Linked DNA regions of Mus musculus: all the other regions are linked to region 2. A link is a loop called in an ENCODE intact Hi-C map of the cell type or tissue named here. Cell type or tissue: gastrocnemius. All regions are shown on one strand. Each heading gives the region's core, and the rest is flanking DNA. Links, peaks and the distances in the headings are about the cores only.

Region 1 (5,977 bases), core at 1,095-5,094, 330 kb after region 2:
CAAAAAGCAAGCAAGCAAACAAAAAAGCCAACAATAAATAGAACAAATGGAACAGCAGCTGCAGGCTGGAGTTCTGCTAGGGCCTGAAGCAGGTCAGTCCATCAATCAGGCTGCACTGCCTGTCAGGGCTACATTGTAATTAGAGCTGCGCCCAGCTCTGCTTCTACACAGTTATTTTTAGTTCCCTGTTACTTTTTGGAAGAGTTACCTTTTTTTGAACTTCAGTTTCTCAGAGATGGTCTACACAAACCCAAAGGAAACTACCAGACCTCCCAACACTGACTTCAGGATAACAGCTAATCAGAAAACACAAGCTTTCGGGGCCATGAGCTGAAGCAGGGTGCTGCTCTGACCATGGCTTAGCTGACGGCCTTCTACACTGTGCCCATGCCTGTTATATAGGACGGTTTCTCTCTGTGGGTTTCCATCCCATACGTTGGTGTTCTGATCACAATGGAGAAGGAAAGAAAAGGACAAGCACTATGGGTAATGTGGATGGGTTTGTCTCACAGCCCGCAGAGTTCATATATCCAGGCCAGAGAACTGGGAGACTGTGGGGTAAAGGTATAAGAAGGAATAACGCAGGCCCTTGTGGATGATTGCCAAAAGCTTACTTGCATCCAAAGCCTATATCAGAGGTTTTATTTCCAAAAACTTGCTGACACCTTTAAATCCTGCAACCTAAAATATATATATTAATATATTTAATATGATGATATGCAATATATGAATATGTGATATAGGCTATATATAATACATGATTATATGCACAAGTTATATATATAAATATATACATTTGTGTGTATACAATATTATACACACTCACATATATATATACAAAGCAGTGTTAGTCACACTTAAATGTCAGTATAAAATGTGGGTCTGTAGTATTTCCTCACATGAACTTAAATTTAAGCAAATTTAGATTTTGTGTTTTATACACATATTTATTTTTGTAAAGAGTGAAGAGCTGACAGAAAGCTGAGTCAGAGATGAAAACTATTTTTTTAACCATGGTCTGTTCCTAACTATATACAGGAACTCTGGGAGACTTCAAATTCTGAGACTCGTGATTGCTAAGATAATGGATCTTTAAGTTATTTACAACAAATTCAATTGCCATTCCTAATGCTTTACCCACCAGCAGTTAATGTCTCAGTAGCCCTAATTCTTTAGCTACTTATTTATTTTTTTCCTACAGGCCTCTCAAAAAACCCCAGGGATAAAGAGCAGAAAGCAAACTGCCCCAAAATACAAGGCTGGGTCATCAATATTTCTATCTTGGCTGCTAGAGGGGCTCATCGTTAGTGCTACTCCTCCTTGAGAGCTATAGGCAGTTAATGGTTACTGAGGGATGGGGAGTCACATGCTACAATGCATTGTCCTTTCACAAGTAAATAATTCACTCATCTATGCTCACTCACACAGACAACACTGGTTAAACACAGCAGGCCACCAAAAAGACAGGAAACTTGGAACCAGATTCTGGGAGAAGGGGGTTTGGGGGTGGGGGAAGGGCTGAAAAAGGATAGCCTCACATATATGTGTATGAATTTGTGATTTTTATGAATTTATAATTATATGAATTTATGGATTTATAACTTTTAAAAGACAGCATACTGATTTTTAAAAGGGGGGAAATGGCAGTTAAGAAGCTTTCAAGTTCCCTGGACTGGTAGGTAGCTCAGAGTTATGACCCCATAGAAGGCTGGACTGTAGAGAGAGTTCAAGACTACTCACTGAGACCCCCCCACACACACACACCTCAAATATTTAGAAACAAAGAAAACGGTGAGAGGTGGGGAGCTGGTGGTGCAGCTCAGTGGTAGAGCACACACAAGCCTCCAGGTATGACTGCCACTAACACGACAAATGCAGTTCCTAGGTCCAGGGACCATCTTTGAAAGTGACTACTAGGAACTACGGTTTTCCCAACAGTCTCTAGAATTAAGAGAGCAAGCCTCAATGTAGTATCATGACGGACAAAGGTGTGTATGACATTTCCAGAAGCGGCACCAAAACCCAGGAAGGGTCTCCACTGCCTGGGTGCAGGATGGTGGGGGAAGTGCAGTGAAAGGGGAGCCAGGCCGACTCTCAGCTCTCTCAAGCTCCAACTTCATTCCTGCCAGCAAACCACGCGGATGCTAAAACAAATACCAAAACTCTACCAACATCTGTAAAACTTTAACAAGCGGCAGACAACAGATCCACTTTGTCTACCTCAGCAGAAGAGGAAAAGCTTATTCAGAGGACACAGATCTCTTCGAAACCATCATTTGGACAAAGGAGCGGGAAATGAAAGAGAATTAATAAAAACCAAGGATGGCGCTTTACTTACCACACACAAAGCCATCTGGGCTGACAGTGAAAATGCTCCTCCCTTTCAGCAGCTGAGGGTGGGCACAACTGGCATTTACGAAGCTCTGAAAGTTGTTCTCCGCCACCCACTGTGGGAGCCATCTCAGCTGGCAGTCACACAAAAGGCTCGACGTATTTAAATGCCTGAGGAGAAGAATTACATTCATTTTGTTTTGCATGAAATGCAGATTTCTAAACGTAAATCAAACCTACGTAAATATGAGGCAAGCGGGGAAGGGGGGGATCAGGAAACCGAACGTGTGATGTTGTAAATATTCTACAGTCTACGGTAAATGTAAGAAACAGAGCTAGCAGGGCCCCTGGTCTTTGCTGTTCTTATTGTCCTATGGAGGAATAAGTACCGATACATCAGAAATTCCTAGCTAATGGAAAACGAGAACTATATTTAGGAACCATACTATATATGGTCTCACGAATTTAAGCTACAAATTCAAAACAGAAAAAGAAATTCCAGTTGCAACCAAGGGAATAAATGGCCCGCTCCCCTTGTTTCCCGGTATAACCATTAATAATGTCAAGAATGTGCTAGACGCTTTCTGTAGATGTTGCGTCACATGACATCCCCCTTAGGGCAGAAAAAGGGAAAACTTACAGCTGCTGAAGTTTCTTCATTTGGGAAAACGCATTGCTCTGTAGAGACATGATGGCGTTGCCACTCAGGTCCCTGGAAGACAGAAAATCAAACCCGCTGGTGAACTATGGCCAGGGTGTGTGTCCTTAAAGCCTGGGCCACACCCTACAACCCAGGCTGTTCACCAACCAAACACTTCATGCTGAAATGTGTAAACGGGACAAGCGCAGAGAAGCCCCTCACAAAGCTCCGACCAAGGCACCCAGAGTCTGGTCAGGGAAGTTACTTGTGTCACCCGCCCAGGATGTCCACTCCTCAGGGCTCTCAGGCTGATCTGCCTGCTGTCTCATTTCATTTCTCATTATTCAAATTCACTATTAGTTAGGGGTACAACCTAGGAAACAACACTGGTAGCCCACTTTCTGTGATAACGTGCTGCGCCGAGTGATTTTAGCATACATTATCACACATATCCCCAAAGCAACTCAGCTAAAGATGGCTTCACTACGCAGCTTGGCATGAAGGGGGAAGGAGGTTGTTAAGCCCATTATTTTCTATTCCAGCCTGATTTTGTCCCACAGAGCTCACTGCTGCAAAGGCAGCAATGTGTTTATTAAACCAAGTAATGTTTCAGGCAGGACAGCTATAAAATGGGAGGACATTTTGTGTTGGCTTTATTTTTAACTGGTACTTTATAGCAGTTTGAAGTCAATTGCCAGCCATGATGGTTACATTCCTCTCCCCCATCCCCCGCGTGCACGCATGCACACACACACACATATACACACACACACATACACACACACATACACACACACACACATACACACAGACACACACGCATACACACACACACATACACACACACATACACACACACACATACACACACACACACACATACACACACACACATACACACACATACACACACACACATACACACACACACATACACACACACATACACACATACACACATACACACATACACACACACACACACACACATACCACACACACACACACACACACACACACACACACACACACACACACACACAGGGTTCACAGCACACAAAGGGGATTTTGAATGAGACATGTAGAAATAGAAAACAAAGACCAAAAGTGCCAGACTTGGATAGGGAAAGAGTCTGGGCGAGTCAGGGAAGGTTAAAGAAAATTGAAGCAGAGGTTAATACTCTGCTGATCCACTAATTCCACTTTCCCAGAAATGGAACGGGCCAGTTGACAAACCCTTTGGCTAGTTTTCCTTTGAAAACAATCTGTTTCAATAACAGCAATCCTGGCCTGATGCTGTGGCGCTCAGTTTTGCAGACTCATTCTGCCATTTCTAACTGCTGCGCTGTCCTAGGTGGGGCTGGCAGTCCGTGTCTCTCTCTCTCTGAACGACTGGTACAGTGTCGGGAAATGCCCACAAGGTTGCCAACAGACAGATCACACCCAAATTCACAGTCCCGGTGAGGCACAATCCAAATGTCCACTTAAATGATAGCATGTGTCCAAGTTAACACATAGGGAAACTGCTGGCTACAGCATTCCTCAATAAAGCAAGCACAGTCTAACCTACATTGTGATCTGGCTATCCAAATAGGAAACTAACAGTTCATTGGGCCAGCTTGCACAATATTAAATGTCTTCTTTAAGTAGCTGAGAACCTTCCACCCAGAAATCTCATTTTTAAAAAATGTGTGCCAAAGGTTCCTGAGACCCACATGGACCCAGGACCATAACCGGTCAAGGGCTAAAGGGATACAGGATATAGGGGGAAAGGGATAAAGGGATAAATAGGATCTCTGTGAAGCCAGAGAAAGCCTATTTTCCTGGCAGTCCACAACTGATGAGTGCAGACCAGGAGAAAAAAACAGAGAAATCTCGGCTGTATGTTTTACATCAAGTAATTACAACAACAGAGTTTCTCAAGATACCACCATCTGCCCTCAAATCCCCACCGTGGCACTCCCAAGGATTTCTTCTTGTTCTTTAAAATTTAAGTCATCTTAACTTGGAAACAAACAGAACCCACGAATCTTCAGGGATTCTAGTTAACTTTTTAAAACAATAGCAACAGTTACTGAACAGAATTCTTGTTAAGTACTAAATAGTATGTGTGTGTGTATATATATATCTCCAGACTATATCCTAAGAAAGCTCAGAGATAACCTACTGATGGTAGACAGAAAGCAAGATGACAAATGGCAGGTAGATGTATAAATAGCTTTTCCAACATGGGGAGAATATTGTCACAACTGTTTTATAAACAGAAACCCCTCCTGGAGCACCCTTAGGAGAACTAAATTCCAAATACTCACAGGTGTTCCAATGTGTCCAAACCAGCGAAGGCCTTTTTGGTAATAGATCGAATCCGGTTTCCCTGGAGAATTCTACAGGGGTGGCAAGAGATATAATCACATTGTAGTTAACTTTAGAAAGCCATTTTAGGAGCAGAATTCTTATAAAAATGACTATTTTCATTGGTGAGCAATACTATTATCTTGAATTAAACAAAGTAACCCAAAATATTGGACTCTTCATATCTTGTTCAGTAACTTGAAAGATTAGACTCTTCGAATCTCATTCAGTAACATTACCAAACACGGGTTTCAAAGTACTAAACAGACTCCTCCATGTAACAGTTTGAATAAGAAATGACCCCGTGAGCTCATGTATTCGGACATGTGGTCCCTAGCTGGCAGAACTGCCATGGAAAGCTTAGGCTATGAAGACTTGCTGGAGGAAGTATGTCACTGGGGCTGGGCTTTGAGAGTTTAATAGTCTGGCACCAATTCTGCTTCCTGTGTGTGCAACGGAGATGTGGTCTCTCAGCTTCCTGCTGCTAACAGACGCCATGGCTTTCTTACCATGGTAGACAGCTAGCTGTCTAGAACCATAGGCCAAAATAAACTCTTAAGTTGCTTTTGGTCAGATTTTATCACAGCAATAGAAGAGTCATCAGCAAGTGCAGTCCGCTAACACAGGTGCTACGGAAGTCTCTCTGGGGATCAC
Region 2 (5,977 bases), core at 781-4,780:
TGCTCTTAACCACGGAGCCATCTCTCCAACCCAAGAAAGACTATTCTTAATGGAACTCCAATCTACCAGTTCTAAATGCCAGTTTTATCCTGTTCCTTCCTGATAGAGTCACCGATTACAAGAACTTTGATTCACTTTAGGCAACCTTTACACTGCTGTACAGATGGGAAAGTCAACCCCTTGCTTCCAAATTTAGCTCTTACAAAACATTGTTTGGGTTCTTTCCTGACACATGTGCTCCCAGTTCAGAAAACAAGTATGTGGGAGAGAGATTGTATTTACAAATGTCCTCCAAATGGTGTATGCAACCAAGGTACTCTAATAACACATGTTATCTGTGTGCTCTGAAATGGCTCATGGAGAATGCACAGACACTGCTGTGTGCTGAATGAGGGAAACCTAACATTGTTTCTTCACAAATGACAGCTGGCTGGTGAAGATCCGTGTCTCTGGCCAGTAGTCTGCTCAGTTGTTTGTAGGCATATTATTCTGATTTAAAAACAACAACAATAAAAACCTTTTTGAAAAGAAAAAGAAAAGGAGGGGAATATCCAAAATATACCAGAAAGTATTCACTAAAATGAAATACATTACAACAAATACAAACAAACAAACAAACAAAGGGACGATTTGAATTAAGAAATGAAGGCATACTTTGTTTGCAAATATATTATTGTGTTCATGTGTGTGCGCGTGTGTTCGAGTATGTGCATGCTTTGTGTGTGCAAATGCATAGGCCAGAAGAAGGACCTATGATTCCCTGAAGCTGTAGATACTAGCACTTTTGAGCCACCCAACGTGGATACTAGGCACAGAATTAAGTACCCTGCAAGAACAGAATTCTCTTTCAATCACTAAGCCATCTACCTCTCCAGCTCATTTTAGTAAGAACTGTCATTAAACCCATGCCCTCTAGAGAGTACTGAGTCCCCTGTGCCCATCACAACAGGTGTCTGAGGTGAGTGCTGTCCTTCTGAAATCTATGCCTATGTGATACCTCAAATGTGACCTTTACAATCTGTATAGATGTGACCACTTTTAGGATGAGGCCACAGTGTGCTATGTTGGACCCTAATCCAATGATGAAGATGGAAATTTGGACTTGGGAGATGTATGAGAGGCAGGGAGGAGAGAGGGAGAAAGAGGAGGGGGCAGATTGAGTTGATATGGATGCCAGTTTAGGAATTAGGACAGTCAAGGTTGCTGGCAGAAGCCTGAAGAGTAGAGGAAGGACCCTTTACTGTACGCTTCTGTCATTATGGCCCTGGGGAATGTATTAGTTTCCATTTTGACTTCTGGCCTCTCAACCCTTGACAGAGAAAATTAAGTTTTGATTACTGGATGTCTGTATTAACTGGTTAGAGTGTCTGGGGAGGACAGTGCACGAGAAGAAACAGCTCTGGAGGCCTTGCTGAAGTTTCCTGTGGAGAGGCCATGCTAAGCAGTGCGGGGTGGGTGTGGATATTCTACCAAGTGAGGCAGCTGTACCTCAGAGCACAGAGTGCCAGTCACTCATATTGATGGGCTTTGTTTAGTCTCTCTAGATAAACCTGTAGGATTCCAGAGAGAGATTAAGAATAAAAAGTATAAAGAAGAACCATAAAACACAAGAGCAAAATTTATATACCTATTTATTTTTATTCGCACTTCATCCTAAAGAGGATTTAGAGTTCCTTTCATGGAAGCACACAGTAGAAGAAGGGGAAATAAATTAAGAAATGAGAAAGATGAAACAAAGGGGAGGGGGAAACATTCTGGTAGAAAACACCAGCAACAAAGCCACAGAGCACAGCCCTGTCCTCTCACCCCCCGAGTATGAGTAAGGCTCTCCAGCATGAGATAATACCAAATCCGAATTTTTCTCTAATTTGTAAATTTTCAATGGAAATTTCAGGCTGTTGCTCCAAGTAGAAACGAGCTCTAATTATCTCTCCGATTTTCATATGATTTTCAATAAGTCAGCATTACTGCTGTGGCTGATGAACTGGAAAGCCCAGAAAAGCAGGCTCGACTTTTCTGTGCCCTCTGAATCCTTTGAAATGTTTTAGAATCACTGTCTTTGAAGGATTTGTTTGTGCAGAGAGAAAGAAAAGGAGAGGTTGGGAAATGGTTTCGTATACTGTTGTGTCTGATCTAGTAAACTCCGTGTTCAGGCTTGCTATAGTGGCTAAGTCGGCCACCAAAACACCACGGGGGTTACCAAATGGCTCGGTACTGAACTTCTCAGGGCTCACTGGATATCTTAGCCCCACCCAAAAATGTATCCTGCTACATCTAACGGAGAAACAGTGTGAAAACACACAGAGAACACTTTTGTAAGATCGTCTTCTTTAAATGTCTCCTGCTTGGGGGACATCACTTGGGAATCAGCTCTATGCAAAATACCTTGTAATAACCTTTTCTGTGGAGATAGGGACCTCTAATCATATTTCAACCGCGAGATACACACACGTGCTTCAAGTTAAGGGAATTCTATTTATGCAGTTCTGAGTGTCCTTGTGGGGGGTGGGGTGGGGGAGGGAATAACTTAGGGAAAACTTTCTGCTGTCAGACAACCGTTCTCTTTTGTATAATTGTGCATGGAAAGCAAATAATAGTATAGTGCATGATTTAATGATTTAGGCATTTATTAATTCATTTTTAAAAAAGGAACCTTGAGGGTGGGGGGAGTTAAAAGCAAATTTCCTGCAGCAAGGAAACGAAGCCCTTAAGGTTATCCAGTTCATTTATCGTTGGAGTTAATTAAACAGTGACCTGGACTTTTCACACAGTAATTACTCTTGATGAAAAATTAACTACAGTCTTCCAGTAAGAAAGCACACACAGCAAGTTGTTAGAGGGTGGCTGGCCTGACCCAGGACGCTGGCTCGGCGGCCACAGTTCCTGTAGGTGGCAGTGAAGCACCGCACGAGCCGCCGGCCTCGGCCCAGACTGCGCATGCGCTACGTGAAGGGCAGGCGCTGCCCGGAGCATGCTCTGCCCTCAGGCCAGCAATTTCACTAAGTTCCTGGCTACCTACTCAATTTCATAGCCGCATCTAAATGAATCTTTTCTGAACTCAGCAGAAATACAAACTGCTCCTTCATATACCCCAAATTGTCCTTCTGGTGGAGCTGGAGCTGGCTTCTGTTTTATTTTTTCCTTTTTTTTTGAATTTCAGCATTGGCCTTATATGGAGGGAGTGGGGTGGAGAATTAGGGCTAAACCCTCCGCTTGAATTGTCAAAGCCATTTAGCTTAGCTGTGGCCCAGCCTGCTTAGGGGGAAAAAAAAAGTAAATCTATAAACTGAGGATCACAAACCTGCCCTACCCAGGAAAGATGTCCCGGAAAGCCCATAACTAGATTTCTTTCTTCTTGTGTTTTTCTTTATTCTGCTGCTTTCCTTCCTGCTATTCAAAAATAAATAAAATCCCCTACTCTGCTCAAAAGGCCAGGATGATTAGAATTTACACAGCAACCAAAACCATGAGTCATCTAGGTAACTTGCAACTTTCAATTTGGCAATAGTCTGATTCTATTTTATTATTATTATTAATATTATTATTGTAACTTGTTTTCCTGTTTGACCTTAGATCGGGGTTACTTGATAGTGTAGGGTGATGAGGATTCTGAAACTGTGTGGGTTTCTCCGTCATTTCAGGCAAAATTTCTCTCTCCTGCTTCCTGCCTCCAGTTTCCCATTCTTTTGGTGGCAAGAAGATAGACTGCACAGTGTCTCCCACATGTCTCTATGTCATGTTGCCTTGGGTCACAATACCGACTGTAGATGCGAGAAGAGTAACCCCCCTCCTCCAACCTCTACCCTGTGCACAGATATATCTAAAATGATTCCTGGGACTTCACTGTTGATATAGCTTGTACAAAAAATTTTATAAGCAAGATCCGGCAGAAAATAGACAGTCAAAGCAATTTATGGACTAAGTAAGAGGTACACTGGAAATAAAATTGAAGTTTAAAGACAAAGAAACTGGGGAAAGAAAAGACAACGGTCTAACTAACAGTCCACAAGGCATCAGAAGGGTTTAAGAAAAACACATCTTGACGTCTGGGCGCTGAAGGAGGTAGGAAAGGGGGTGACTGGTAGTATTGAGCCAATGCCTCTCAGAATTGGAAGAGCGGCAAATCAAAGAAGATTCTGGGAAGATGAAGGATGGGGCCTGCCGTTGAGCATCAGGGAGATTAGCAGAGCAGAGAGCTGGAGCCATGGTGAGTGGTAAAAGAAAGATTGGGGAATCTGGCAAGGGTGGCTGACCGGGTACAATTACAGGGTTGACAAATGGGCTGAGAAGAGAGAGGGGTTGAGAGATGGGGGGGGGGGGGGCATCTTAGAGATCATCCACAGTAAAGCCAATGCTTTTGTATTCTCCAAGGCTTTAGATAAAGACACATTTATGTGGAGTAAGAAAGAGCTCGTAAGAGGAAATTCTATGTTAAGAAATTTCCACTATAATAAAAACCACACATCTACCAAAGTGGGTGATAGCTCTGTGAGCCCTATGAGTCCAAGACCTGATTAAAATCAACAGGAGTCTAGAACTACTACTAACGAAGAGGAAGCTAGCCAAAAATGTCAGGGCTTCATTCAAACTGCAGTACGAGGTGGAGTTAGTTCTCTTTGTTTGATATTAGTGATGGAAGCACAAACCACCAGACAGGAAAAAGCCGCTTCACAGCACATGCACACATGCATGATACTGGGACTTAGCCACTCTAATGCCGCCATCTTGAAGAAAAGATAATTCTGGTGCAAACTTCATATAGATTTCTTTAGACTCCTTTAAAATATTTGAATTTCTAAACTACGGACCCGGTGGACATTTTAACTCTAACAAAACCCACAGAATAAGGCAAGTCTTAGGAATGGATGGAGCTTTAAGCATTGGGAGAGGGGGACCCAATGGGGGAGGGGCGAGAGAGAGAGAAAACGAGAGCATGAAGAATAGGATGTGGAGAAGGAATTGGCTGAAGCTCAGGGATGAGGAAGGTACAAGGAATGCTCACTGCATCAGTACACGGAGGTATGGAAACTGACTGACTCGGAGGAACCGCATCTGAATATCTGGATGAACACGAGGCTGCCTCCAGTGAGCCCATCTGTGTGTATTGGGACATTTCATTTTGACTTTTAAGTGTCAAGATCAGTATATTCAAGTTGGAATTTTTTTTATTGTTTTATGATACAAATTTTCTTTTACCATCTTAGTCTCCTTTTCCTTCCTTCCTCCCTTCCACCCTTCCTTTCTTCCTTCCTCTCTCCCTCCTTCCTTCCTCCTTTCTACCCTCCCTACTTCCTTCCTTCCATTCTTTCTTTTCTCTTTCTCATCCTCTTTCTCTTCCTCTTTCTCTCTCTCTCTTTCTCTCCTTCCTTCCTTCCTTTACTTCTTTCTTTCTTTCTTTCTTTCTTTCTTTCTTTCTTTCTTTCTTTCTTTCTTTCTCTCTCTCTCTCTCTCTCTCTCTCTCTCTTTCTTTCTTTCTTTCTTTCTTTCTTTCCGTCTTTCCTTCCTTCCTTCCTTCCTCCCTCCCTCCCTCTCTCCCTTCCTACCTTCTTTTTTTTTGTTTCCCTTCCTTGTTTCTCCCCCCTTTCCTTCTTCCTGTAGTTATTTCCTATGTGTCTTTGTTCTTCCTTCTGTTTGTGCTAAGTACTTTGTTAATCCCACCCTATGTGCTAAGTACTTTTTTGAGTACCTAAGAAAACTGTACAAACTCTGAAATACCAAATACTGGGAGATTTTCTAAAGATGGTTCAAATAACTCATTTCCAACCCACCAAATACTGGTCTTCCCCCCCAACACATTTAAGAGATAGCAATCATCATTTTACATATCCACATAAAAATTCCAGCTTATGTAATAAAAATAGAACAAATGTTTGCATTTAGTGTTTTACAATCTTGGACACTCCCCATCCTTTGTCCTCACAGATTGTATGTCAGTGAGAAACAATGAAGTAGAAATTCACTGGGAAAAGGAGCCCCC
Region 3 (5,977 bases), core at 1,101-5,100, 160 kb after region 2:
AGGGGCATCTGGGTTCTTTCCAGCTTCTGGCTATTATAAATAAGGCTGCTACAAACATAGTGGAGCGTGTGTCCTTCTTACCGGTTGGAACATCTTCTGGATATATGCCCAGGAGAGGTATTGCGGGATCCTCCGATAATACTATGTCCAATTTTCTGAGGAACCACCAGACTGATTTCCAGAGTGGTTGTAAATGTTGCAATCCCACCAACAATGGAGGAGTGTTCCTCTTTCTCCACATCTTCTCCAGCATCTGCTGTCACCTGAATTTTTGATCTTAGCCATTCTGACTGGTGTGAGGTGGAATCTCAGGGTTGTTTTGATTTGCATTTCCCTGATGATTAAGGATGTTGAACATTTTTTCAGGTGCTTCTCTGCCATTCGGTATTCCTCAGGTGAGAATTCTTTGTTCAGCTTTGAGCCCCATTTTTTAATGGGGTTATTTGATTTTCTGGAGTCCATCTTCTTGAATTCTTTATATATATTGGATATTAGTCTCCTATCTGATTTAGGATAGGTAAAGATCCTTTCCTTTGTGTACAGAAAGGCCATTGACTTGTTTGAGTTAATTTTATATCCGGCTACTTCACTGAAACTGTTTATCAGGCTTAGGAGTTCTCTGGTGGAATTTTTAGGGTCACTTATATATACTATCATATCATCTGCAAAAAGTGATATTTTGACTTCTTCCTTTCCAATTTGTATCCCCTTGATCTCCTTTTGTTGTCTAATTGCTCTGGCTAGGACTTCAAGAACAATGTTGAATAGGTAGGGAGAGAGTAGACAGCCTTGTCTAGTCTCTGATTTTAGTGGGATTGCTTCCAGCTTCTCACCATTTATTTTGATGTTGGCTACTGGTTTTCTGTAGATTGCTTTTATCATGGTTAGGTATGGGCCTTGAATTCCTGATCTTTCCAAGACTTTTATCATGAATGGGTGTTGGATTTTGTCAAATGCTTTCTCCACATCTAACCCTGACACCATTGCACACACTAGCAAGATTTTGCTGAAAGGACCCAGATATAGCTCTCTCTTGTGAGACTATGCTGGGGCCTAGCAAACACAGAAGTGGATGCTCACAGTCAGCTATTGGATGGATCACAGGGCCCCCAATGGAGGAGCTAGAGAAAGTACCCAAGGAGCTAAAGGGATCTGCAACCCTATAGGTGGAACAACATTATGAACTAACCAGTACCCTGGAGCTCTTGACTCTAGCTGCATATGTATCAAAAGATGGCCTAGTTGGCCATCACTGGAAAGAGAGGCCCATTGGTCTTGCAAACTTTATATGCCCCAGTACAGGGGAACGCCAGGGCCAAAATGTGGGAGTGGATGGGTAGGTGAGTGGGGGGGGGGGGTATGGGGGACTTTTGGGATAGCATTGGAAGTGTAAATGAGGAAAATACCTAATAAAAATATTTTTTAAAAAAAAAGAATCCAATCAGCTGATAAGCATTTGACATCTACTAGAGAGACAAGGCCTCTGTCAGGTTTCATGTCCTCAGTCCAGCTGCCAGAGACCCTTATAGCAGCAAGGCTGCCCTAGAGGGTAATCGCGTGCAGATCTCAAAGGCTGCCAAAGTACCTCAGGTGATCCAACTCCCAATCTCCTGTTGAGGGGCACAGTTTCCTGCATCCTGGACTTTCTGAAGTGAGTTAGGACACAATGTGCCAGAGAAGTCACTATTTCAACGGAGACCCAGGGTGGATTTGAGTCTAGTGAGAACTGTGGGCTTGTTCTGTGGGTTACATTGCTAGACTCTTCTGACCAGGGCTACCTGACTAGCTCTTAGACCAGGCTTCTGTTTCCCAGGGGGCTTTGCACTACCTGCTCGTTTTCTCCTTCGCACACATCTGCTCTCTTCCGCTCTTCATCTGTCCTGCCATCTCCTCTATGCATCTCTGATGACCTACTGTGAACTGTTTATTCTCCTGGCTTTTCACAGTCCTGCAACACACAGGCACCTTCGAATCAGTCACCTTCCTCAGTTTCTTGAGATGATTTTTAAAGGTTATTTCATAAGAATGAAACCCAAAATGTACATTTAGTTTTACCTTTTTGGTTAGTTTGATGAGACAAGGTATGGCTATACATCTCAGACTGGCCTTGAACCCGTTATGTAGAATGGGATGATTTCAAACCCATAATTCTGCCTTAGTCTTTCTTGAAGGCTGGGTTTGCCTATTTAATATTATGTTGATGGTTGCTTTTTGAAGAAGTTCCTTTACATGCTGAAGAACCTGGTGGGGGAGGAAGGAAGGAAAGAAGGAAGGAAGGGAGAAAGAAAGAAATACCTATCCACCTCCATTTTTGTGAAAAGGCCTTGAAGTATTTGCTGCAGAAGGTAGCCACTTCATTCTTTCCTGGGAGGGGAGGAGGCTCCCAATCAGAAGGCATGATAAATAAACAAGACAAATCAGCAGGGAGATGTGGGATCTAGGATCAGTAAACAACAGCCTTCCCTTCTCTTGTTACCAACATCAGTGTTTTTTTCTCTGAACATGGCAAGAGAAGCCACCAGAAATACTTTAACTCACTTTAACCACGGAAAGCGGAAAGCAAGCGCTCTTGCCTACCAGAGCACCATACCAGAGAACACCAGTACTGCCCCCTACTGGTTAGTCTCGGATTGCAGACTTGGACCATCTATTATTTATTAAGGTGAATCCACACATGTGTCAGCAAAGCCCTTCGTTTTCTATCTGGGTAAGAGACCAAACTAAGCCACGTACAAGAAACCCAAATCTTCCTGAACTCAAGAATCCTATACTCAGTCTCGTAGGATTGCTGGGGGAGGTGGGAAACGGCCTTCCAAGCTGGTTTTTACCAGTATCGCGCTACCATTAGCAGTTAAAGGAGCAATTATCACAGTTAATAAAACCGCATTTAAACATATGACAGATAAAGAAAGCACAATGGGAGAAGTTTAATGGGCTGTATTTCCCGCCAGGTTTTATATTGGGTGTTACATTATTTATAGGACACATGCTCTAGGGAAGCGAATGTCTAAACTGGAAATGAACAAATCGGAACATTTGCGCCTTTGAAATCCTGCGGTTTTACACGATTCCGGTCATTTCTATCTGCTAGGAAACATGTTGTCTTGTCTATCCAAGCACGAGTGACTTCCTAAACAGATTTTTTAATGCGGCTCTATTTTACTTTACAAGTAGAAATTTCCATCTTGATTCAAAGCAAGTCACTTCCATAATATTGGTGGTAAGTGGAACACTGTCGGCTGACACCCGCTCCCTGCCCGCCCCTGCACCACCCTCCCACCCTGCCTACGTCTTAGAATCAGTTTTCATTGTACACCGAAGCGCTCCATACACCACTCCAGCTGTCCTTCCTATGAATCTGCTGCCGGCTTTAACTCACCTTTCCCCTGATTTTATTTGTACCGTTTCTGTCCTCGTGTATTGTACCTAGGAATCCAAGCGGCACACTGTGATGCTTAAGTGAGTTTGAAAGTTGAGGTTAGCCAGATGAAAGACTCAGATTAGAAGTCCTGTTTGCTTACAAGGTGGGTGACATTTAACAGATAACCTCTCCGAGCTCCGGGCTCCTCAGACATAAAACAAGAATAGCAGTAGCTGTAGTAAAGCCAGCAAGGACTTAGACACACCTCCCGCTACAGAGGAGAGCCACCCTTGAGTCTGAGGAAGCGCACCATAGGAAGGAGCTAGGAGGGGTGCTGAAGGGAAGTCCTTCTGCGTGGAGCCCTTGGCACCCTGTGCTTCCTGCTACCATGTTTCCTTGTCAGTGTTCCCCAGCGCAAGGCATCTCCAGCTGCGTAGACCTAACCTAGGAAGTTCGGTGATGAGCCCCCACTGCCCTTCGTACCCTTCGCAGCCACGCTCATTCCCTTGCCCCACATCCTTCCTTTAGTTTTAATTGGCCTCTGTTTAAAAACTTCACACATGCATATAAGGTAATCTGATCAAGTTCACCCACAATTCCTTCTTCTCCTGTTCATCCCCTTTTCCCTGCACTTCCCCGCCTTTTTCCTACCTCTCCGTCTCAGGATGTTTTGTTATGAACCTAAACGGAGTCCACTTTGTGCGTCTGGGCATGTACCTGGATGTAAGAGCATCTGCTGGAGCACTCCTACTTGGAGACTGACTCTTTTGCCAGTAGCTCCTCAGCCACCGGCGAGATCTCACGAGCCTCTCTCCCATCCACCCTGAGATTTTAGTGCTTTGATCTTGCACATCTTGGGCATGTAGCCACAGCCACTGTGAGTTCGTGGATGCCACGGCCCTGCCATACTCTTTCTCCAACTCTGGCGTTTTGCTGGGGAGTCCAGGTTTGCTTCTAACTCAGTGCAATCAACCTTTCTCTCAGTGTCTTCAGTGCTGATATTACTGTTGTTCCCACCACACCCAGCCTGAGTCTCCATTTCTGAGATAAATACTCCCGGGGTCGGGGGGCGGGGGGAGGATTTCAAGGTTGTATTACAGCTGTGGTTTCAGTCTTTAAAGAAATTTCCAGACTCTTTCCCAGAGTGTAGTGTTTTCCATTCTGTTCCATTCATATTTGCAAAACTTATCAACGGCTTCCAGCGCAGTTCTAACATTTTAAGTGAAGAATAGAAAACGTACTCCCCTTCCACCCTTTCCCCTTCCCTGTTCATCTCACATGCTCATAGTCACATCTGTACTGCAGTGTTATAATCTTTGCTTCAAGCATCCGATAGGATTTAGAATCTACATTTTAGATGAATTTTCACATTAAATTGTAGATGAAAAGCAAGGCTCTATGCTTACTTCTATTCTCACTTACCTTTTTCTCTTGTACCGCATGCCTTTTGGATTGATGTCTTCTTTCTTTCTTAGAGGGCACCCTTTAGCTATTCTTTTCAGGCAAGCTGGAAACAAATCCTTTTAAGTTCCCTTCATCTGAGATGTCTTCATTTCTCCATTCCTGAATTTTCTTGAAAGGAAACTTAAAAAAAAAAAATCTGGGAATAGAATTCTATACTGACTAAATAAAAAAAAGAGGAAGAAAGAAAAAGAAAGAAAAAAAGAAAAGAGACAAAGAAAAGAGAGAAAGAAAGAAAAGAGAGAAGGAAAAGAGCTACTTCCTCCTGGTCTCCACGGTTTATGATGGGAAACCTGCAGACACTTGAATTGCTTCTCCCCATAGGAGATGCCACTCTCCCCTGGCTGCTATATAAAATCCGTCCTTTGTTTTAGAAGCCTATAGTATGGCTCTGCATGGATTCTTCGGCTTTGTCTTATTTTAAATTCTTCCCAAATTGGAGTAGTATCTGATTATTTCTTCAAGTGGAATTCTCTTCTGCCCCAAGACTCCAGTGACAGAAACTAGATCGTTTGCTTCAGTTCCATGGTCCCTGGTATTCTGGGATCTCTGTTGACTGGTTTCTGTCCATTCAGACTGATTTATTTCTGTTACCCTGTCTTCAAATTCATTGATTTTTTTTCTTTTATTCTTCTCACTTAACTGTTGATCCCATCTGTTGTGTTATTAGTTATTAGGAGTTATTAGTCCTAATTTTTCAGCTCTAAGATTTGTGTGAGGCTTCTCTTTGCATCTTCTACTGACTAATGGACTGGTGATCACAGGCCAGCATTTCAGGCAGGTCATTAATTGTTCACTGATGTACTTATGACATATTATATGGTAAAAGCTATCATACCTTTGCCCAACACTTATAAACATGTGCACCATTTCAATGCTGACATCCACCAGTTGTCTTTCTTTTCTTTCCATTTGTTTGGAAGCTTCCTTCCAACTCTCCATAGAATAGTTTTTCTATGTAAACTCAGTCCCTAAGCTAAATGGCAACCCTGTGTATAACATATGTGTTTTGGTAGTGGTCTGCCTGTACTCTAAGAGTAGAATAAGGAGCTGTGATGTTACCCTGTGACTCCGTCAGTACCCTTTGATGTCCTGGCTGCCACTTGTCTTAGTCAGGGTTTCTATTCCTGCACAAACATCATGACCAAGAAGCAA
Region 4 (5,977 bases), core at 604-4,603, 610 kb after region 2:
GTCTCTGATATAGTCTATGGTAGAGTTAAAGTTGTGAATCCTCTTATTCGGAGAAAGATTGAAAAAAGATAAGGTTATATACAGAAAGTAATTTAGCAATCATTTTCAGAATCTGTTTCCCTTTTTTTTTTTCCTCCCTCAGATATTGCGTCTGAGTTCACACTGGTTTCTCTGGCTCTATCCCAAAGAGCGGTTCCAATTGTGCCAATGATAAGGTGATGTATCCTCCCCCGCCCCTTTCTCTCTTTTTCTTTCGATCTATCTCAACCATGCATCTATCTCAACCACGTGGAGGAGAAAGAGGACAGCCTGTTCCTGTGGGGATTAACCACTACATTCCAGGTGTAACCGTGCAAGGTCACATGTCATAAATACATGATCAGCTGCAGCCACATAATCTCAACACTAAAGACAAATATTCGCTAAGGAAAACAAAACAAACAAACAAAAACAAAAAAACAACGAAAAACAAAAAAACTTTGTGAGGAAAACAAAATCCAAAACAAAAACAGTGTCAAAAGAACCCCTGTCAAGTATCCCCAAATCGGCCCCTTTCCATTCCGTAGGAGAAGAATTTCTTTTCCCTTTGTCTCTATGAGGTTCAGAACCTGGGACTGCTGTGAGCAGACAGCTTAAGCAGACATCATACATAAACTTACTTCATATTGTTTTTAGGTGACCCCAAGGAAGAGATCAGCTTACATGTTTGATGGCAGACTTGATGACGAGTGGAGAATCAAGGAAACATTTGCTAGATCGAGTGTGCAATAAAACAAAACAAAACAAAACAAAACAAAACAAAAAAACAGTTTACAAAGCTGGGGGAACTCGCGGGGCCTCAGCTCAGGCATCTCTGGCTGCTGGCCACAGTCCTTCCTGTCCCTAGATCCAGACAGGGCAGCCCTCAGCTGATGAGAGAAGGGTCAGAGACATTTCTGCTTGTCTAGTCTCAAGTTTACTCCCTTGTGCCACGGCACCAAAGATTAGCGTAGCACGCTCCTGTTAGTCCAGCCCTGGTTTTCTTTCTTAAAAGAGAAAATTTAACAGAAGTTTTTATTTTTCCCCCCCGTTTGTTGATTTCTTTCAAGAAAGGGTCAAAAATTTATCTTCAAAATACTAGTTGTAGAGATGCATACAAATAACAAAAAGAAAAAAAGAGAGAGAGAAAGAAAGGAAGGAAGGAAGGAAGGAAGGAAGGAAGGAAGGAAGGAAGGAAGGAAGGGGGAGAGAGAGAGAGCTAGGGAGAGAGAGAGAGAGAGAGGGAGAGAGCGAGAGAGAGAGAGAGAGAGAGAGAGAGAGAGAGAGAGAGAGAGAGAGAGAAAGAAAAGAAAAGAAAAAAGAAAAGAAAAGAAAAGAAAAGAAAAGAAAAGAAAAGAAAAGAAAAGAAAAGAAAATACAGATTTTTAAAGAGCCAGCGAAATATCATCTCTTACTTGGCTCACTTTTAAAGTTAGAGGATTGTACAGAATGGCGCCTGTGTGGCTGTGCGCATGCGCACTTCCCATCCCAACTTTGGGTAGAAGAGATTCTCCCCTATAGAGGGAGAGAGAGGAGCTTTGCATCTGTTGAGGCAGGGCTAAGTCAGTGTGAGAAAGTCAGGAGCAGCCGCACTTGACACCCACTCTTGTCAGTTCAGGCCACTGAGGCTGAGCAGAAGGGACGCTGGGCCTTGTCCCAGATGCTGGGTCTGAGACTCGAGATTTCCCTCTGCCCGCCCCTCCCCCATAGCCTTCCTTTGTTTCCCTGGAGGGTTATTTATGTTGCTAATTCAAGACTTTGACTTGTAGGATAAACCCATGCTGTGTGTTTATAGAACAGGCAAGGCGGAACCCTGGGTCCCTTTGATTGGAGATGATTTTCACATGTTTCCTGGTTCCCCTTTTGTGAAGATTTATCTTCAAACTCGAGACTTCCCTCCTTCTCACTTCAGACTTAAACTACTTAAATCTAGAAAAATAAAATTGTTTAACTGAACCTACTTCCCTAATAACTTTAGAAGAGCCAGCCAACAAATTGTTTACTTGAGAGGACCGTAGCCTTTTCTTCCGCTCTTCAATCACCCTCAAGGAGAAGGCAGATGTGAGTGGCTGGGACCTGGTGGAGCACGTGGGCGCGTTTGCCCAGCGTGGTGGGTACCGCCCTCTGTAGGGTAAAATTAGGCTTACTCGAATCTGCTAGATTGTCTTGCCCTCTAGTGGTCAGTACAAAAAAAAAAAAAAAAAAAAAAAAAACCACACACGAACATTGCAACTTGCAATGACTGTGTCTTAACGTTTACTTATAGGTAGGCGAATCGAATTATTATTGAGTTAAATCAATCTGCTATCATGCAAGATAGCACATATAGTTGGGCTTACGTGTACGTTTTTATGGGTGGAGGATGGATCCCATCGCCCTTTGCAAACTAAGATGTGCTTAGCCACGGAGCTGCGTGTCCCAGAACAGCATCATGTTTTACTGAATTAAATAAATTAAATGGCCACTTCCAAAATTCCTTAGGGGATACATTACAACATACAATTGTACATGTTGACGGAGCACCATCTTACACTGTTGTATGTACACATATCACATAATACGAAATCCAGACGCATCTAATTCCTCACACACGTATAATTTGCTTATCATGAGAACAGACAGGATCGTTCCTTGGAGCTTTTTAAAACACACAGTGCTGTTGTCATCCAGTGACCCCACTGGGCAGCGGCGGGCCAGATTTTCCTTCTCCATAACTGTACATTACTGCCTGTTAGCCAACATTTCTTAACCCACCCTTTCCACTCGCTCCAAACACCTTACCCTTATTTTCTATATCTCATACAGATTCCATTTATGAATGAACTCTCGAGGCAGTTGGCTTTCTGTTGTTGGCTTATCTCATTTAACATTACAATCTCTGGTTTTTCATCTGTGCTTATTTATTTATTTATTTATATTTTTGAATGATCACATTGTATTGTGAGTGACAGAATAGTAAGTAATCCACTTTAATATTCACTGTATCCATCCATCAACCATGAGAAACTTAGAGAGTTTCTTCAGCTTGGCTCCCATGGATAGCATTTGTCTTAGTTAGGGTTTTACTGCTGTGAACAGACACCATGACCAAGGTAATTCTTATAAGGACAACATTTAATTGGGGATGGTGTTTACAGGTTCAGAAGTTCAGTCCACTATCATCAGGGCAGGAGCAAGGCAGCATCCAGGCAGGCATGGTGCAGGAGGAGCTGAGAGTTTGACATCTTCATCTGAAGGCTGCTAGCAGTATACTGACTTCCAGTCAGCCAAGACAAGGGTATTAAAGCCCACACCCATAGTGTTACACCTACTCCAATGGGGCCACACCTCCAAATAGTGCCACTCCCTGGGCCAAGCACATACAAACCATCCCAGCATTTCAGTGAACATGAGAGTGCAGATGTCTCTTCAATGTGCCCACTAAATTCCCTTTGGATACCCAGTAGTGAGATGGGTGGATCATACAGTAGTTTTATTTTATGGAACCCCAATACTATTTTCCATAATGGGTGTATTAGGTTATATTTCTAGCAATGGTGCACCAGGGTTCCTTTCCTTCCCATCTTGACCAGCATTTCTTGGTCTCTTGTTACATTGATATCAATAATTCTTATTGGAGTAATACTCTGTAGCTCTGATTTGCATCTCCCTGTTGATTAGCAATATTGATGTTTTTCACAACCCATATGTCATGTATGTTTTATTTTGATGTATGTGTATTAAACTGTGTGTTTGGTTCCAGACCCCCAAAACAAGGGACTGAGGTGCATATTTTACATATTAAAGCGGACCTGGCCTCCAGGTTCTCCCTACATCCCTCAGTCCCTACCTTGCATACCCCTCCTCCAACCCTGAACTTTCCAGCCCAGAGCTGGGCTGCCCTTCCCCTAGAGACTCCTCCTTATATAATCCAGATCTCCCCCTCCCCCTCCCCTCCCTCTCCTCCCTCTCCCTCTCCTCTCTCTCCTCCCTCTCCCTCTCTCCCTTTCCCTCTCCTTCTCTCTTGTCCTTTTCTTCTCTCCACACACACACACACACACACACACACCTTTTTGTCCTTTCTCTCTTTCTTCTGTGCAACCCCCTCCCCCTTGTGGCAACTTCCCTGGCCTCTTTCCTTGGGGCAAGAGAACTCGCCTGCCTGAGAGCAGCTTCCCAATGAACCTGCCTTTAATATATTCTAATCTGGCTTGAATTGGCTCATTTCACTGGAGGAGAAATAACCTATCAGAGAAATAACCTATCTCTGTGTTACTAAATTATTTTTAGAGAAAAATATATGGGAACTTCAATAAAAGCACACAGTATATAAAAGTAAACTGTAGTATAATAACTTTGTTTACTTTAGCACTACAATGCAGTGTAGAGACATAAAAAAAAAAGAACAGAACAATACTGACATATCTGGTGCTGCTCCAGTGTCCATGAATACATACAAACTTTGGCCAGTTGATAGAGGGCTATAGTGTGTAGATTTTGCTACCCTGCTTTAAGCTCTAGGTGGACCATGCTACCAGCTCCACCCAGGTTCCCTCAGATCCATGGATGAAACACACACATACACATTAGCTTACACAAACACACACACACACATACACACACACACACACACACACACACACACACACACACACACTAGCTTATCTTTGATACACTTTAGTTCAATGGTTGGGCTCTTAGACGCCTTCCTCTGCTATCACATTATGACATTCGAATATCCCATCTGCTACCCCAGGCCCAGTTGAGAAAGTGGCCAATGACCACTCTACACTAGATCTCACATGGCTGTGGCTCCTCCAAAGCATGGTGAAAACTTTCTCCCTTTGCTCTGCTAGCCTGCCTGCAGGAAAACTGGAGATCCCGCCCATCTATTCTGCCCAGCTCATTGGCCATTAGTATCTTTATTGATTGATCAAGAACCAATTGGGGAAGAGGACCTTCAGGGTTTACATGCAGATTCCCAATCAAAACATCAGAACCACCTCCTACAGAGGGTGTCCTCCTGTGTCCTCCTGGTGCCCTCCAGGCCCTGTGGCCCTTACATTCCTTTGCCTTCTTTTCCAAGGGTTTCCCTGAGCTTACCTGTTACTATTGCTATGATCTAACTTTTGGAGTGTGCTATGTGTTTATAAAGTTGTCAAATGTTCTTTCTTCTTCTGAAGGCTTCACATTGTCTCCTTTGCTGCTAAAAAGCTTGATAGAGTCATCTTTGTCTATTTTTCCTCCCATCTCTCTTTTGAAATCTTCTAAGTATTCTTTTTCATTCCAATATCTTGTACATTTCCCCCTAGCCTTTTTTTTTTTATAGTTTCTGGTCTATATTTAAGTTACTTGAACTGGTTTTTGTAACTGCTAAGAGATAGAGGTGCAGTTTTATTCTTCTGAAAGTGGTTGCTCAATTTTTGGGACACTTCCTGTGTCCTAAGTGTGCTCTTGGTTCTCAGGAGAGAACCAGCTGGCCGTAGATGAGTCCTCTATGCATTCTATTCAGTTTCTCTCACCCATTTGCCTCTGAAATGGAAATTTATCGTTTCTTCGGAGACTATTACTTGTGTCATGTAATATTTTTCTGGAAACTGTCTTATAAGGGGATGGTTTTGTTGAAGTAGACACATGGTGTTTTTTCTGGAAGCAGCCTGGAAAAGGGGCGTGTGATGTTTTGCTAGAGCAGACACTTGAGAGAACACGTGATGTTTAGAAAGGGTATAAATATAACCCAATGGACAGTGGACGATGCTGGGTGGTAATAGTTTGCCTTGCCATGCTTTGCTGATCATTTTTGAGCTTTGTTGACACTGGTCTTCGTTGACAATGCTCTATGGTATTGGTTCACCTCATCACTCTTTGCTGGCCATCATTTGTTATGACTTCATAGACAGAATTATACCAAAGAACTTCCATTGGCATTCCCACAGGCTTTTGCTGCTTCCGAACGGTAGAGCCTCTTCCAGTTTCTTCT
Region 5 (5,977 bases), core at 1,040-5,039, 550 kb after region 2:
GGCACCTGCACACATATGTATATGTGTACTTGCTTGTGTATCCACAGACATATACCACAGTACACACACTGCCATTACCACACACACACACACACACACACACACACACACACAGTAGATTGCTTGCCCAACATGCACGCTTGATTCTAGGTTCAATCTCTAGAAACAAAACTATTTTAAAAAATGATGAAAGCATCACAATTATTTATCATCATCATCATTATTATTACTTATTTTAATAGTGGAAAGGTATGTGATGCGAACGCAGTGATCTGAAACTGGGAGTAAGAAGCCTATGACAGAGGCTTCTTTGCAGAAGTGTCTAGGTGGCAATGCTCTGTTGGGACAGAAGCTTGGAGTCTCTGGCTAAGAGGCTGAAACTGAGTGGAGAAGACAGAGGTGGGAAGGCTAAACCCTGACAAATACTGCAGCTTTCCCTGGGCATGACCCTAGTGAGGAACATGTCGTGAATACCAATTCGGAGTGCTCCATTTTGAGGTACCTGGGTCTCCCAAAGTCCTCTTGCGTAACTGAATCCTGGCAACAGTTAAGACTTATGTTTGGCGGTAAGGATTCCTCCCGGAGCGTTGAGTTTCTGATAGACTAGACTAGGCGCTGCTAATGTATGTTTAGGTGGCGTGTCTGTGAATGAAATCGAGGGAAAGTCGGCAAATGTTTCGTCTGGGAAAATTCTCCACAGCAAACCCCCAAGTGACAGTACAAACTCTTTTCAGCAAAAAATAAATAGCTGGTCTTTTCCATTTGGTTTTTACCTTTGTGTGGTGCTGGAATCCCCGAGTGTCTGGCTAATAGCGCTATTCCCTCCGATTTTTGCAGCTTCGTCATCTAATACTCAATTAACATACCGTCTGCAACGCTCAGCTAAAGGAAGTTATGTGAGAATGAGAGAATGAGGGACCATCTTCGCTGAAGAACAGTTTTTCTTGTCCAAGAAGCACTGGCAGGAGGAGACTGGGTGCGGGGGGGTGGGGAGGGCCAGATTTTATTTTACTTTACTTTGTTCCCAGTTTCTACTTAAAATTCGGAGCTCAGCAACCATTCCAGTTTCTTCTTCCTGCTCTGAGTTCCCTCAAAAGTAAAGACTTAAACAAGGTGAGAAAGAGGACTGTGGTTCTCCGAGTAAACAGGCCCTGCGGAGCGAGCCTGGACCCAGGGAGAGCCCTCCTCCCAGAAGGAAACCAGATCCCTGGGCAAAATAGGTGAAGAAAAATAGGGCAGCTGTTAAAACATTTAGTCTGTTTTTCTCTTTATCCCCCTTCTGGTCCCCTGCCTCCCAGCCCCCTCCCCCACGCGATCCTTTCCAACCCCAGGCGACTGTGCTCCGGGAACGCAGGACCCCCTCACCGGAGAGCAAATACATGAGCTAGGACAATCCCCGGCCTCTGCTTCCCCGCCGCCCCCTTCCCCGCCCCTCTGCATTCCTGGAGGATAAGCGGAAGATTGAATGGATGAATTTTTGGCAGCTATTTGCAGAGCCCGCAGCCGCAGCTTGGTTTAATTAGGGAATCAGAGCGTTGCTTTTATGTAGGTCACTTTAGGTTCTGATTCCAGATCTCCTATAGCTCTGTCCTTCCTTAAAAAAAGCCAGAAATACATGTACAATTAGAAACTAAAAACACACCAAAAATCTCTCGGTCATGTGTCTCTCTCTGTCTCTCTCTGTTAATTCCCACTAGAATAGCTTAGCTGGGACCCCTCCCTTCTCCAAAATAAGGATAGTATTGTAGCTTAACTCCACCCCACTCCTGTGGTCTGAAACATATGTGCAGAACAGAGAAAATTATTAGCAGGCATGAAGGACATTTTTTGCTTTCTCGATGTTTTTGTCCTAGAAAGACTCCTTGAGCTTTCTTCTACGGAGTCTAACAACGAAGCACCTATTGAGAACTTAATCGCCATCAGTTTGTTAATCTTTGAGATGTAACTGAAAATAAGTACCGAGGTAGGGGGAGAGATGGCAGACAGGGCATTGCAGTGTCTCTTAAAGGAACTCAGACCCCAAATTAAGTGTTTTCAGCCACAGGTGGGGCCCACAGGAACCTCGTCTGAAGGTTTCGTAATGCACAAAGAATTCTCTTTGCAAGGAGCCCAGGAGGGTGAACACACAGGGATCCTCTGTGGCCTTGGGGGTGTGGGGAAGGCCCTAGCAAGTCCTCTGTGTCTGTCAGAAGTTTGTTCAAATGACGCATGGCTTGGATTTAACGTTTTCAGGTACTTTATCTTTACTTTCACATTTGAAATTCGATCAGTCTAACGTAAATACGAAGCAGCCAGGCCTTAAAGAACAAGACAGGCTCTCTAAACACTCTGAACTCCAGAAGAAAACACGGCCATGTTTTCATAATATACTTAGATGCAGGAAATGCATACTTAATGGGCTAGGGTGACTTCATGTAATCTGCCACCCACAGATAATTAATTAAGCTACTCAGTGAGTGTCGGGCAAACAAGTTAACATCGCAGGCTCTCAGGAGTGTGAAGTAGTGTCCTGTTTACATTTCCTGGATGGTTCAGTGAAGAGCTGTGGGAACCACCAAAGGGAGGAGGCTATTTCAAGTTGTGGCCCTCTCAAAATGCTAAGAGCGGCTATTAGCCCTCAAAGGCTGCAGGTCTAATCAGCTTCAAATAGTGAGAAACAGCTGGCCAGGAGGCCGGTCTGTCAGTGTATGAGGTGTCTGTCTGGGAGGTGGCTTGGAGGAGAGCTCACAGACTCCGGCTCATTATCTCCAGAATGAAAATGGAACCACAGCTGTCTCTTCTGATAGATTTGATTAAACTGCTAAGCTGGGGGTGGAGGGGTGTCAGAGAGGGCGAGAGGAACGTCAGCAGAGGCTCGGAGCCAACAGCGTGTGCACGTATATTTCCAAACTCCTCCGGGCAGGAGGTATCTCAGTAATGGGACTTGCCATGAGATCTCTGGCAGGCTCGGTGTTGGAACCACATCACTGAAACTGCTTGTCTTGGGATATTTTATTTTTGTTCGTCTTGTCTGCAACTCTCCCCGCTGTGAATACTATCCAAGAGGAGTAAAAATGAATTCATCATGGTTGTAAACTTCCCAAAGCAGAGGTTTTGCTTTTGCATTTCAGAAGACAACTTCCCAGGGGAGATGCCCATGGAAAAAATGAAGTTTACCTACCACCAAATCAAATTTAAGGTGTCAAAAGTCTGGCTGCCATCTTAAAGCCGTTGAGAAAAGCTGCACACAATAGCTTTGGAGTCGACCTGCCTTTTTACTAGAGCTATTCTGCTGCATAAAGAGTTTTGTATTTTTGTTATAGCCTGAGTTAAACACAGACCCCTTTCCCATTAGCATTGATGGTGACCTAGTACATGAATTCCACAGAGCAACAATGCCCCCTCCTGTCAGCTGTGCTAGGGTGTAGCACCCTTACTGGGGTTAGTGATATAGAAACTCACACTTGCCCCCTCCCCCACCTCCTGGTCATTGGTCCTCTGTAAACATCACAAATGCCCACAGAGATAATAAACCTGAAAATGTATCTTTCTTTAGTCTGTTAAAAAAAAAATAAAATTTAGTTCTTAAGGTCATTGCCATTCTTCTTAAATTTCACAGATAGGTTCAGTTATCTCTGTGGCTGTGGAGATGGTAAGTAAGCATCCTCTATATGGGCTACGTGAGTTGTCTAATGCATTCTATACTTAAATAGCAACGTACTTTGTTCAAACACTAGAGCCTTGATAGAGATGGTCACATGTAGTAGAAAGATCATACAATTGTTTATGAACAAATACGGTAGATCATGTCTTCATGCTTTAGTAACTTCTCAAGAAGGAATGGAGAAGACCCTTAGCTGGGACCAATAAAAGCACCAAGCATCTGGGATGTGGTGGTCAGTATTCCCCTTTTTTCATAAGGCCTACCTCACTTTACTGGATCATGTGGTATGAATGCAAGAGTCCTTTCTTGGGCAATGTTTTAAAATACATTGCAAAAGATTGTCAGGACTTCTCAGTGCATTTATTCCAATTCAGACTTTCCATGGATTTATCATTTGTAGGAGGAACAGTGCGGCCTCTGCATAAATGCCAGCTGCAAAGGCATCTCCTGCAGGAGGACCCAATTGAAGGCTGCCTGGAGATCAAGGATTGCTGAAGCAGGCAGCAATACCAGTCAATTGGGAGCTGCTGTTTAGAAGAGATGCTTTCTTGGGACCAATGGAGCCCTACTGGAAGGTATTAAAGGAGCTTGCAGAGGCATTCAAATGAGTTTCTCACCTGCTTCTGGAGTCTGTGCCTTTGACTCAAAGTCACTTCACCTCCAACCCCCAAGGGCAGGTAGGGTCGGGCCACAGGCAGTACAGGGCAAGGCAACAAACATTAATCATATTTTTGGAAGTTTTCATGGTTTTAATACATTCTGAAAGAAACTAGCTAAAGTTTGTTTTGTGTACACGAGTGTCCCATGAGTGTGTACATGCCTGTTCACTTACCTTGGCATGGTGTATATGTGTCTGAGTGTGAACTTTTTGTTTTGGGGTTCTTTTTCTGATTTCTGGGTATTGAAAGGAGTGCAAAGACAGCACTCTACCACTCGGGGGTACATCTCCCAACTCACTAATGTGAAGAATTACACAGTAGCTTGGTGTTTGGAAATTAGAGGCAAATCCTAAACATATTCCTTCCTAGCCACACGAAGACAGCTCATGGGGACTCTCTGCATGAGGTTAGTGGCTTCACTCTCATCTATTAATGTAGATTCCCATGTCTTTAATTACATTAAATAATGACGAGGTTGAAACTTGCATGGCATATGCAGTGAGCTAATGAATTCTTTTTAGATGTTGTGTTTAATGAAGTCTGTCTTAAAACCTTAGAAATCATTTCTATTGCTTTGGTAAATCACAATGACAAAAAATAACTTGGAAAGGAAAGGGTTTATTCCAGCTTATGACTCTCAGGTTGTGCATCAGCATCCAGGGAAGCCAGGGCAGGAACCCAAGGCAGAAAGTGAAGGAGAATCTATGGAGGAGGGCTGCTTACTGGCTTGCTCCTGTGATGGCTTCCTCAGCCTGCCATCTCATAGCACTCCAGACCAGCATCCCAAGGGTGGCACCACCCACCCCACAGTGAGCTGGGCTCTTCCACATCAAAATCACCAGTCAAGAAAATGAGCCACAGGCTTGCACACAGCCAGTTTGGTGGAGGCACTTTCTCAATTGAGGCTCCCTCTTTCCAAATGCACACATCTCCAAATCATTGCTTCAGCTGGGGAGGAAAATACCTTCACATGACTCTTCCAGTATGTTAAAATGTGCTGTGTGTGGAGGTCAGCACTCAGGACATCAAGCATGCACGCTTCCTCGTTTCTGTTTGTTATCACATCTGGGGACGTTCTCCGTACGGATACATCTTAGTGTCTGTTGTCAAGTAGAAAAGGGTCAGACTGAACTGGAAGCGGGGAGAGCGGTAATCTATGGATACCTTCATCTTTTAAAGATCTTAAAGATCTCCGCTTTATTTCACACTCCCAGAAATGATTATCATCTAGACGTTAAGCAGTAAATGTGCCGTGTTTACCCACTTCTATCCACACTTTGTGTGGAGTAGGGACTGGGGAGGAGGCGTTTACTTTTGAAATGCCCATATTCTGAGTCTCCTGATGGCTCAGCTGAATGTCCAGCTGGCTGCAGGATCCTTAGAAAAGACATTCATCCTGTCAAATGTTCCCTCTGGGTCTTCCAACTAGTACTCGGTCACAAACAATGGCCCATTCTTTTCTTAAACATCTGGGCATGGAACTTATTAAGATGCTTCGCATGCTGAACCTTAGCCCAGAAAGTTGCAGTTTTTATGACTCATGATAAGGAGGCTGAACCTAAAGTTGAATTTGTACGTGAATAAGGTCAACAAATACTTAACCGTTTCTGACTCCAGGGTAGTGCTGCCCTGAGAAGAGAGAAACCTTTAGTTACCTCTATTTCTATAGTTCCTC

What was found. Hi-C counts contacts between places; a loop is a spot of excess contacts. Peaks named below come from ENCODE experiments on the same cell type or tissue, not always from the same donor. Only the 100,000 strongest peaks of a DNase experiment are listed, where the experiment ranks them.
Region 1: a loop joins it to region 2, with 6 times the contacts of the local background. A loop is called at or near these places in 5 of 42 quality-filtered maps.
Region 3: a loop joins it to region 2, with 3 times the contacts of the local background. A loop is called at or near these places in 7 of 42 quality-filtered maps.
Region 4: a loop joins it to region 2, with 9 times the contacts of the local background. A loop is called at or near these places in 13 of 42 quality-filtered maps.
Region 5: a loop joins it to region 2, with 4 times the contacts of the local background. A loop is called at or near these places in 17 of 42 quality-filtered maps.

The regions. Positions count from the first base shown.
Region 1 is chr10:125,999,467-126,005,443 of GRCm38, reverse strand. Lrig3 (leucine-rich repeats and immunoglobulin-like domains 3) reads right to left here. Exons shown (of 19, transcript NM_177152.5): 10 at 5,284-5,355; 11 at 2,972-3,043; 12 at 2,339-2,502. Among named protein-coding and RNA genes, the nearest start is that of Gm29997, 23 kb to the right of the region's middle. In gastrocnemius, for the core only: no CTCF peak of the experiment used is centred there; no DNase peak of the experiment used is centred there; H3K27ac peaks cover 2,619 bases.
Region 2 is chr10:126,327,697-126,333,673 of GRCm38, reverse strand. No RefSeq gene overlaps it. Among named protein-coding and RNA genes, the nearest start is that of 1700025K04Rik, 41 kb to the left of the region's middle. In gastrocnemius, for the core only: a CTCF peak has its summit at 2,886 (motif pointing right); a DNase peak (open chromatin) is centred at 2,916; H3K4me3 peaks cover 216 bases; H3K27ac peaks cover 282 bases.
Region 3 is chr10:126,166,601-126,172,577 of GRCm38, reverse strand. No RefSeq gene overlaps it. Among named protein-coding and RNA genes, the nearest start is that of Gm30041, 75 kb to the right of the region's middle. In gastrocnemius, for the core only: a CTCF peak has its summit at 2,618 (motif pointing left); a DNase peak (open chromatin) is centred at 2,620; H3K4me3 peaks cover 715 bases.
Region 4 is chr10:125,721,654-125,727,630 of GRCm38, reverse strand. No RefSeq gene overlaps it. Among named protein-coding and RNA genes, the nearest start is that of Gm36884, 20 kb to the left of the region's middle. In gastrocnemius, for the core only: a CTCF peak has its summit at 2,156 (motif pointing left); DNase peaks (open chromatin) are centred at 866, 1,691 and 2,127.
Region 5 is chr10:125,782,461-125,788,437 of GRCm38, reverse strand. No RefSeq gene overlaps it. Among named protein-coding and RNA genes, the nearest start is that of Gm29862, 11 kb to the right of the region's middle. In gastrocnemius, for the core only: a CTCF peak has its summit at 3,384 (motif pointing left); DNase peaks (open chromatin) are centred at 1,381, 2,840 and 3,394; H3K4me3 peaks cover 1,861 bases; H3K27ac peaks cover 801 bases.